Linked DNA regions of Homo sapiens: region 2 is linked to region 1. Evidence: chromatin contacts called from ENCODE Hi-C data. All regions are on one chromosome and are shown on one strand. The core of a region is the stretch at or near the end of the contact, and the rest is flanking DNA. Distances in the headings are between cores, read along the strand shown. Region 1 holds the start of C7orf25 (chromosome 7 open reading frame 25). Region 2 holds the start of CCM2 (CCM2 scaffold protein).

The links. Hi-C counts contacts between places; a loop is a spot of excess contacts on that map. Pooled maps may share reads with other maps.
Region 2: a pooled map shows a loop between it and region 1 (7-fold over the local background). The contact joins the promoter of CCM2 here to the promoter of C7orf25 in region 1. A Hi-C loop is called at or near these places in 7 of 50 pooled maps.

What each region holds. Positions count from the first base shown.
Region 1 is chr7:42,910,237-42,914,765 of GRCh38, forward strand. C7orf25 (chromosome 7 open reading frame 25) reads right to left here and starts at 1,834. Exons shown (of 2, transcript NM_001099858.2): 1 at 1,679-1,834; 2 at 1-685. The coding sequence starts at 664. RefSeq lists enhancers at 663-1,360, 1,361-2,057, 3,577-3,636 and a silencer at 1,406-1,665.
Region 2 is chr7:44,997,980-45,002,508 of GRCh38, forward strand. It overlaps CCM2 (CCM2 scaffold protein), which reads left to right and starts at 2,222. Exons shown (of 10, transcript NM_031443.4): 1 at 2,222-2,384. The coding sequence starts at 2,355. It overlaps LOC102723334 (a long non-coding RNA gene), which reads right to left and starts at 2,029. Exons shown (of 4, transcript XR_428139.4): 1 at 1,739-2,029; 2 at 1,301-1,394. RefSeq lists silencers at 1,489-1,538, 2,169-2,698.

The DNA of each region.
Region 1 (4,529 bases), core at 584-3,083:
CCTGCAAAAGTTCAGGGCCCTCATCATCTGATTCACTCTCACTTGGTTGAAGCTCTTCAGGGTGATCTAACAGAGCGTTGACTGCTACTATGTCTCCTCTCACAGATATGCCCATTTCTTTCAGCTTCTCTGCCATGGGGCTGGAGACACTGTTGTAAAATGCAAAGATGATGTGAGGGTTGCTATACTGCACTGGCTGCTGGTGACTGGCCTGGAGGAAGTCTTCAGCCTGCTCAATGATGCTTTTGTCACCATATTGGCCCCTGCCCAGCCAGATGTTATGAAGAGCTTCAGCCTTCCGGCCAATGGCTTTCACCCAAGTATGACCACCATTTGCAACTACATCTACCACAAGGGTTTGCTTTTCTCCTAAGGTATCTGTATAACCAAAGACATGAAGAACACTAACAACTTCTTCCAGGTTTTCTGCTGATTCCACAATGGCTCTCAGGTGTGTTAGGTTAGTGCTCTGTAAATGAGACTCTTTAATAGCTACTTTCCCAGCTTCTACTTTCTGCAAGAATTTTAATTCTGCCTTCAATTTGCTGCACAGCTTTGCACCACCTTCTATGCCACCTTTTCTTGATCTAGAAAGTGATTCTGCTCTCTTGATCAGTTCCTTGGCTATGGCGATTCGTTCACAGAGCATGGAATGTGCAGACATGCTGTCAGCATTATTCCTTTCCTAGGGAAAGAAACAAGGCAAACTTCAGTAGTCTCCTAAAATTATGACAATCAATTCTTCACTGGTGATTAAAAACTTCAATCTAGCAACACAGCTTATGGAGGGTGAGTCTATGAACCCGGGCTTGTGTATGTCTCATTCTGGAGTGACTGCTTCCTCTGATAGCTAAGGAAAGGATGGCAGCTACACTTTTGAACTCTTCTTTAGGTACGTCTGACACACTTTAGACCTTCATTTCTTCAGCTTGAAAGCCATGGGGACACAGCATGGTCCTAGGTTAGGATACAATGCAAGAGTTGGGCAATCTGCTATATAAATAATTCCCTTATGTCTATCAGCGGCCTGTTTAACTGCTGAGAAATTTTAATAAAGGCGACAAAAATGCCGAAAACAAAAATACACACAGACTGGCTAGTTAGCAAACTGTCCAAAGCAAGTGTCTGTCCTAAACTGAGCACTTCAGCCTCCCTAACCTTTTCCTCCTTCCCGAGTTGGTCTCCTTCAACCGGCTGCCTCATGATTTCCCCCGAGGCTTGGGGTACTTACGCCAAAAAAAATCAACACTGCCTCATTTCTGCATTTGACGTCAACCCAGACTATTTTAAAAGACCGAAGAAGACCACCAACTTGCGTCCCACTCCCACTCCGACTCTGAAGGAAAATCCGAAGATGAAACTAAACTCCAAGGCTGCAACCCGCGGCGGCCGTGCAAGCGGCCCCAGCGCAGGTCGCCGGGTGGGCGGGCCAGAGGCCGGCGGGGCCTTCTCGGTGGGCTGCGGGGCCCTCGGCCCTGCCCGGCCACCTGCACAGCCGGGCCCTGCCAGGAGGGGCCGGGGCCGAAAAGCCCCCACCGCCAGCGCCGCGGCTCAGGGACCAGGCGCTGATAGCGCGCGGCCGACCCCCTTCCCGCCGGGCCGGCCCTGCCCAGCCCCCTCTGGCCTCAGAAGAGGCGCCCCGCTCCCAGCCTCCCCGCCTCGCTCCCCGGCTCCTCACCGGCAGCGCCAGAACCGCGAGCGCGAGCACGCAGGCGCGTGCACGCAGAGGCCGGGACCCGCCGGGAAATCTCAACCGGGCAGCCCCCACCCCGCTCGAACGCCGAGGCGGCTCCACCCGCGCGAGCCCCGCCGCCTCGGGCACCTCCTGCATCACGTGGTTCCGGGCCGGGTGACGCCAAACCTGCGATTCCCAAGCGGCAGCGCGGCCTCCCGAGCCGGGTTGACGCTGGCGTGGCGGCCATGTTTATTGAGGGCACCTGGCTTCTCCCGCTTGCGCCGCCGGGTGAGCCTGAAGGCGCGCACCCACCTGGCTCCAGGAAGAGGGACCGAGCTCGCGTGCTGGGCCTCACTCCCACTGGGGGCGTCGGCCACTCGATCGCAACCGGGTCGTAGGCATTTTGGGGGCTCATTTTAACAGAAGAAACGCTGGAGAAGCTTGTCAGAGGTGACAGCTGAGAAGTACTGCCTCTGGGACTTCTGCCTCCAAGCCAAAGCACTTTCCACTGCATTGTCCTGGGCCCTCCAAAGAAAGTGTGCTGTCCTTCTGAAGAGAAGAAATGATTGCATGGCTTCCGAGGGGCTGCCATATTCATATTACTGTAGTAGAGTGTCCAGAGTCACCCAGAAAGATTAGGGCTGTAAGAAAGTAAAGCTAATTTAAAATATTAAAGAGGACTTCCAGTTATAATTAATCCTGTGTATCCTGCTCCTTCTCCAAACTTAACAGTAAAGCAATGCTCCTTCTCCAAATAACAGTAAAGCAATGACAAAGGGAACAAACAAAGGCAAAAAGAACAAGAGAAGAGATGACTGCAGACCGGTTATACCAACACATTTTTGGAGGACAAGAGCAATAACTTATTCAGTCCTTACAGCGTGACAGACATTGTTCTAAGTGTTTTACACATTGTTCACTCCTTTAAACAACCTAAAAGGTAGAGATATTAAGTATGCTTTACAGATAAGTGAGCCATAGGGAGGTTACCTGAACCCAAGCACCCTCTTTGCAGATGGTGTCAGGAGAACTGAGCAAACTGCTTGTAGAAGGGGATATTTAGCCACTGATTCACAAAGCAGAACCCCAGAAAGCTTCAGGTGCCTTGAAGGTAGAAGGGAGGGCAGTAAATTGTTCAGGCAGAAGACTAGTTTAAGATGCTAAAGACAGGGCATCAGAGGGATTCCAGACACAAAGCCTAACAAAGGATGAGAGGTGCCATGATGTTTTCCTACTGAATAGTGCAATGCTAGCAGCCCCCTTCTCTGCCCCTCCCATAATGCAGGCACCCCTCTACCGCTCCCTACCACTATCTCCCCATAACCCTATTTTTCTCTGAAGAAATGAGTAGACAAAAGACCCTAGAGAAATGGCTCGGCAATACCAACATTCAGCATCCCCTAGTGTGAGCCTCACGAACACAGCATTTCCCAACGTTTTTGTTATTTGAAGGAAATGGAAAACAGAACAAAATGGTCTCAAAAAGTATTCTATAACTAGCATCTTCAAATAAAAGATATTTCAGCTATGAAACAAGAGGATTTCTTTTTTTAAGGAGACAGCAGAGCACAGGAAATGGTTCTTCTGTAGTAAAAATCATATCCCAAATTTCAAAACATCAATGAGTTGGAAAAATTTAGAAAGTAGAAATAGATGAAAAATGGAGCAAAAACAAAAGGATCCAGTATCCAATTAACAGGAGTTTAGAAACAAAAACAAAATGAAGAGAAAATTTTTCAAAAACTTAATAGAAAATTTAGCAAACAGAAACGTTTTTCACAGTGCAAGGGCCCACTGAGTGCTCACCACAATGACTATTAAGAAACCCACACAAAGGAACATGGTTGTGAAGTTTCAGAACACAGCAGATAAGAGAAAAACCAAGAGCTGCAGAGGGGAAAACTTACAAAGGACTTGGCATCACATACGCAATAGTATTAGGCTTCCTATCAGCAACACTGGAATTTAGAAGGGAGTAATGCTTTCAAAATGTGGAGATAATTTATTTCTTAGAGTTTTTAAACCCAGCCAATTCAGAGAGAAAGCAAGGAGAATAAAGATAGTTTCAAACAAGCACCTAGCCTGGATTGGAACAGGAAGACAGAGGGTTCTAAGAGAAACTTCTCTGAGGTGTGGGGAAGAGAACTGATACAGAGTGCCTGATATCTGACTGATGAGGAAAATATTAAGCAGAGGGTGTTAAATTTCTGTTGGGGGAATCTGGCAAGGATTGGTGACAGCTACGCAGAAAACAAAGTAACCAAGTGGGCTGGGCGCCGCCATGGCTTATTTGTAATCCCAACACTTTGTGAGTCCAGGGCGGGAGAATCACTTGAGCACAGGAGTTCAAATCCAGCCTGGACAATGTAGTGAGATCCCTGTCTCCACAAAAAGTAAAAAAACTAGCTGGCCATGGTGGCTGACATCTGTATTCACACCTACTGCAATGGCTGGGGTGGGAGGATCGTTTGACCCCACGTCAAGGCTACAGTGAACTGATTTGTGCCACCTCACTCCAGCCTGGGTGACAGAGTGAGACTGTCTCAAAAAAAAAAAAAAAAGAAAAAAAAGCGGTTATCACTGCCAGGAAAGTTGTTCCGGAAATGTAAATTGTAGTACACTTAGTCATAAGAAAAATCTTCAACATGATTTAATTGAGGTAGGGAGAAGGAAGTCAGTGTGATATGAGGATTCTAAATTCTCATCTTGCACAATGGGAAGTCTGGCAGCTCAACTCCGGGAATCCAAGAAAAAGGCATATAATCCTACTATTTTGAAATACGGAGGCAAGTACCTCATGAAACACCTAAAAAAGTCAAAAGTGATGGCTTTCAGGGAGTAGCACTCACATTTT
Region 2 (4,529 bases), core at 972-3,471, 2.1 Mb after region 1:
ACTAAAATTAGCCAGGCTTGGTGATGCGTCCTTGTAGTCCCAGCTACTTGGGAGGCTGAGATGGGAGGATTGCTTGAGCCCAGGAGGTTGAAGCTTCAGTGAGCCATGACTGCATCACTGCACTCTAACCTGAAGGACAGAGTGAGACTTTATCTCTAAAAATACAAAAGAAACAAAAAATTATTTGTCAATTAAAAAAAAACTGGCAGCTTTCCTAGTTTTCGGTCCTGCTTCCAGCTTAGGAGCAACCAGAGAAAGACAAATATGTGCCCCTAACCAATCACTTGGGATGCCCTGCCCCTTGCTTCCCCAGGCCAACAGCCTCAAATGAGGACATCCCTGGAGGCTTCCCTTTTTTCACTATAAAGCTTACCCACTCCTCTGCCTGACATTGAGTCTCATCCAAATACAAATGATGGTGGCTGACTCCCTTGTTATAGCAAGCTAACAGCCTTTTTGCTTTTCTCATTTTATTGTCTTTATTCCCAGTTATCACCATCTGATCATTAGCCAGTGGACTTTTGCTTGAAGCATGAACCTGTGTATGCAAAGACAGGGCAAAGGTATTCTGATGGATAAGAACAGCCTGAGGAAGTCAGCACATCCAGAGTTAGGCTAAGAGAAGTTTTAGTAGTGTTGTTTACTGTATTATGGAGTGATAAATATGCATTTGTGGAAGACGGTGGAAGACTTTAAATATCAGGCCTTTGTTCTGTGAATGGTGGGAAAATAATGACAACCAGATGCGCTACATCATTTGCGTGTGTAAATGTGGCAAGCTGGATTATTGCAGAAGGCAGATTGAAAGGGTGTTTCCACTATCTCTGCTTTATCTTGCAGAGAATGGAATACTTATGCCTTTGGAGAGGTCTAGAGACCAAGTATTTCTTTTGAATATCAGTATAACATAGGCCCAGTCAGGAGACAGAAACACAGTAAAGAAAAGTTTAATATAAAGAATTATTAGGCCGGGCGCGGTGGCTCACGCCTGTAATCCCAGCACTTTGGGAGGCCGAGGTGGGCGGATCACCAGGTCAGGAGATCCAGACCATGGTGAAACCCCGTCTCTACTAAAAATACAAAAATTAGCCAGGTGTGGTGGCTGGCGCCTGTAGTCCCAGCTACTCGGGAGGCTGAGGCAGGAGAACGGCGTGAACCCGCGAGGCAGAGCTTGCAGTGAGCCGAGATCCACGCCACTGGCACTCCAGCCTGGGCGACAGAGCAAGGCTCCGTCTCAAAAAAAAAAAAAAACCACCAAAAAAACACAGTTTACATTCTAGCTGTGCTACAAAGTTCTTACCGGCAGATTGGTTTAGTGGCAAAATAGCAGACCTGCTGGTGACTCCAATTTGTAGTGTGCTTTTGGGCGAATCACCTCATTCCCCGGACCTCATCTGGAAAATGTGGAAATTATACCGGATGACTGGTAAGGTTCTACGATTTTATTCTGATAGGGTCTGCACATCCTTGTGGTTGCACTTCTATTTTCCAAATGTGTTTGTCTAAGGCAGGCAGACTTTATAACAGAGAAGTACTAGAAAACGGATTCCCTGTGGCTCAGGGAATAAAGTGGGACACAAGAAAAAAGAAAACCGCACCGCACCCAGACTCTCGGCGGGACGCCCCGCCCCTCAACAGTGGCCGCCTCCTCGCGCCCCTCCTTCGCCATCTGCCGGCCGCGTCCCCTCCCGCCGGCCCCCGTCCCCCGTCCCCCGCCCCCCGTCCCCTTTTCAGAGACCTGAGCTCCGCCTCCCTGGACGCGAGGCAGGCTGGGAAGTCGGCCGCCGTAAAGATGGCGGCAAATTGAAAAAGTTGGAGCTGCTCCCGCGCGCGCTCCCGCGCGCGCTGAGTGGGCGGAGCGAACAGGGGGCTGGACAGGTGCGTTCTCGCGGCCGTGCAGAAGCGAAGTAGGGGTAGGAGCGTTTCCGGCTCTCCTGAAGGACGCGGGGCGGGGTGGGGGTGGTGCAAGGCAGGCGCGTTCTCGGCCGTCCTGAAGGGGCAGGATCTTCAGCCTGTGGGCGGTGCTCTCGCCGTGAGCGGGGCCAACGGGCCGTGTTCTCCCTGAAGGGGCGGGGTCTGATCGCTGCGGGTCGGATTCCCTTGGGCCTGAAAGTGAGGATGAGCGACAACCGTGGGCGGGGCCTGCGCTGGGGAAGGTGGGGCCTGGGCGGGGCGGAGGGGGCTCGGGCCCGGAAGTGCGGGTGTGGGGCGCGGCCGGGGCGGAGACTTCGGGCCCGGCTGGCGGGCGGCGCCGGGAGCGCGGGGGCGGCGGGCCCGGGTCGAGCATGTAGCGGCTGCTGGCGGCGGGGCTCCCGGGGCGGGCCGGGCGGGCCGCGGGAGCCGCACGCGGCGATATGGAAGAGGAGGGCAAGAAGGGCAAGAAGGTGAGCGTGCGCGGGGGCGTCCTACTGCTGTGGTCGGCGGGCGGCTGGGTTGAGGGGCCAGGGTGGGGTGGGCGGGTGTTCCTTGGGGCCCGGGGGGGGGGGCAGTGGGCCAGCTGGCGGGGCGGGGCGGGGCAGGGCGAGACCCCGGACAATGGTCAGGTGGGCTTTCGCGGCCGGGCGGGCAGGAAGCGCCGCGCCTTTCCTCTGGCCCGGGCAGCGGCTCGCCCCGACCTCGGCCCCAGACGGCCTTCCCTGCGCGTCGGGACCTGGGGCTGCAGAGGAAGTGGGCCCGGCGAGGGGCCAGAAAGCTGTCCAGGGCTGGAACTGGAGCTAGTGGGCTGTGTGGTTAACGTGGAGACGTTTGCTGCTCACTGGACTTCGTTTTTGGATATCCAGTAAAAGCAAGGGTGGCCTTCACCTTATGGCCAGCTCACTCGTCCACTATCACTCAGACCTAAAACCATTGATTGATTTTAGTGACGCTAGCTACATTTGGCAGTGGGATTTAGGACATAGTTCATAGTCAAACCCCAGTTTATGTAGTTTTACAAAATGTGGCTTTAATTACAGTAAAGGGTTATAGTAGTCGATAAAGAAACATTTTAAGACTGGAAAAACGATGTGGATTGAACTACCATTAAAGTGGAAAATGGATTTTAATAAAATGTATCTTTTTCAAATAAATGCTTTATAATCTTCACGTCTTGGCTATCATTTTCTTTTTGATGTGTGTGTGCGCACTTTTATCCACAAGTTTAAAGCAGACCTCGATAATTCCTAACTATGATTTTACTACCCTGAACTCTGCAGGGAAGTGTCCTTTAATTGACAGCTACTCACCACCTTGTTTGACAGAGTGCCCCATTTAAAAGTCCTGTTTGAAATAGAATGTAGCCAGGTGGCCTTCAGGGAGTCCTGTGGTGCTGGTTCTCTACTTTCTCAACTCATTGTTTCATGTTAGCACCATGCATGTCTAATTTAGGTGCAGTATAATTTGCGGTTATCTACAAAGATGTTTTAAGTCTGGAAAATAGCTCAAGATAGTGATTCAGCCTGCAGGTGTTAGATTAGAGATGCGTGCTGCGCACAGAAGAGGGAGGAGCCAAGCAGTGTAAAAGGAGTTAGCTGGAAAGGAGAGGTGCTAACCCGGTGGCTGCTTAGTAGGGACCATCAGGCCCGAGTGTGGATGATGCTGAGCTTTGCGGAAAGTGAGCCATGTGCTCTGTGGAATGCCGGGATCCAAGAGCGCGCTAAGGACTGATGACCTCATTGTGCACCGCTTACAGGAGTACCTGGCCCATCTACCTGTGTGTGATAGGCAAGGATGGAATTGAGTGATTTTTTTTTCTAGAGCTGTCTATCAGCTTTGGTAGAAACATGAAACACCCAGCAAATAGGGAGAGAGAGAGAGAAGCAGTAAGACTGTTTTTGGGGTACAAGTGAAAAAACAGTAAAATTATCAAGAATTTTCCAGTTGGGTAATGAAAAAATTTAGGCATAAACAGGTTAATTATTAATTTCATTTTCTCACTAGAGGAGATAATCAGTTGTTATGTAGTTGCTTAAGCCAGGGGTTTTGTGTTTTTTCTGTATTCTGCCACTTGTCTTAGCTTGTTTCCTGTAGACAAGCCAGACAAGGAGCTTTGGGGCATGGATTCTTCTCCAGGTCATGACTTAACACTACCTCGTGTACTCTGCCAGTTGCAAGCTGGCAGAACCTTCCTGCTCAGCTACCACATTCAATGTGAGATCACCTCCAGTTTAATAACTTCGGTGGTTAAATCATTCTCATTAAGGTAAATTGCATTGCTCTAAACTTATACACAAATTCAGACATAAGTAGCAGAAGTGCTGACAATAGTTTTATGAAGGTACAGTTTGGACGCTTAAATTCTTCTAAGTTAGCTTCTTCAAAAAATGCAGAATTAGGCTGGGTATGGTAGCTACGCCTGTAATCCAGCACTTTGGGAGGCCAAGGCTCGATCACTTTAGCTCAGGAGTTCGAGACCAGCCTGGGCAACATGGCAAAACCCCATCTATACAAAAAATACAGAAATTAGCCAGGCGCGGCAGCGCTCGCCTATAGTCTCAGCTACTTGGGAGGCTGAGGCAGGAGGATCACCTGAGCTCAGGTGGGCCTTTTTT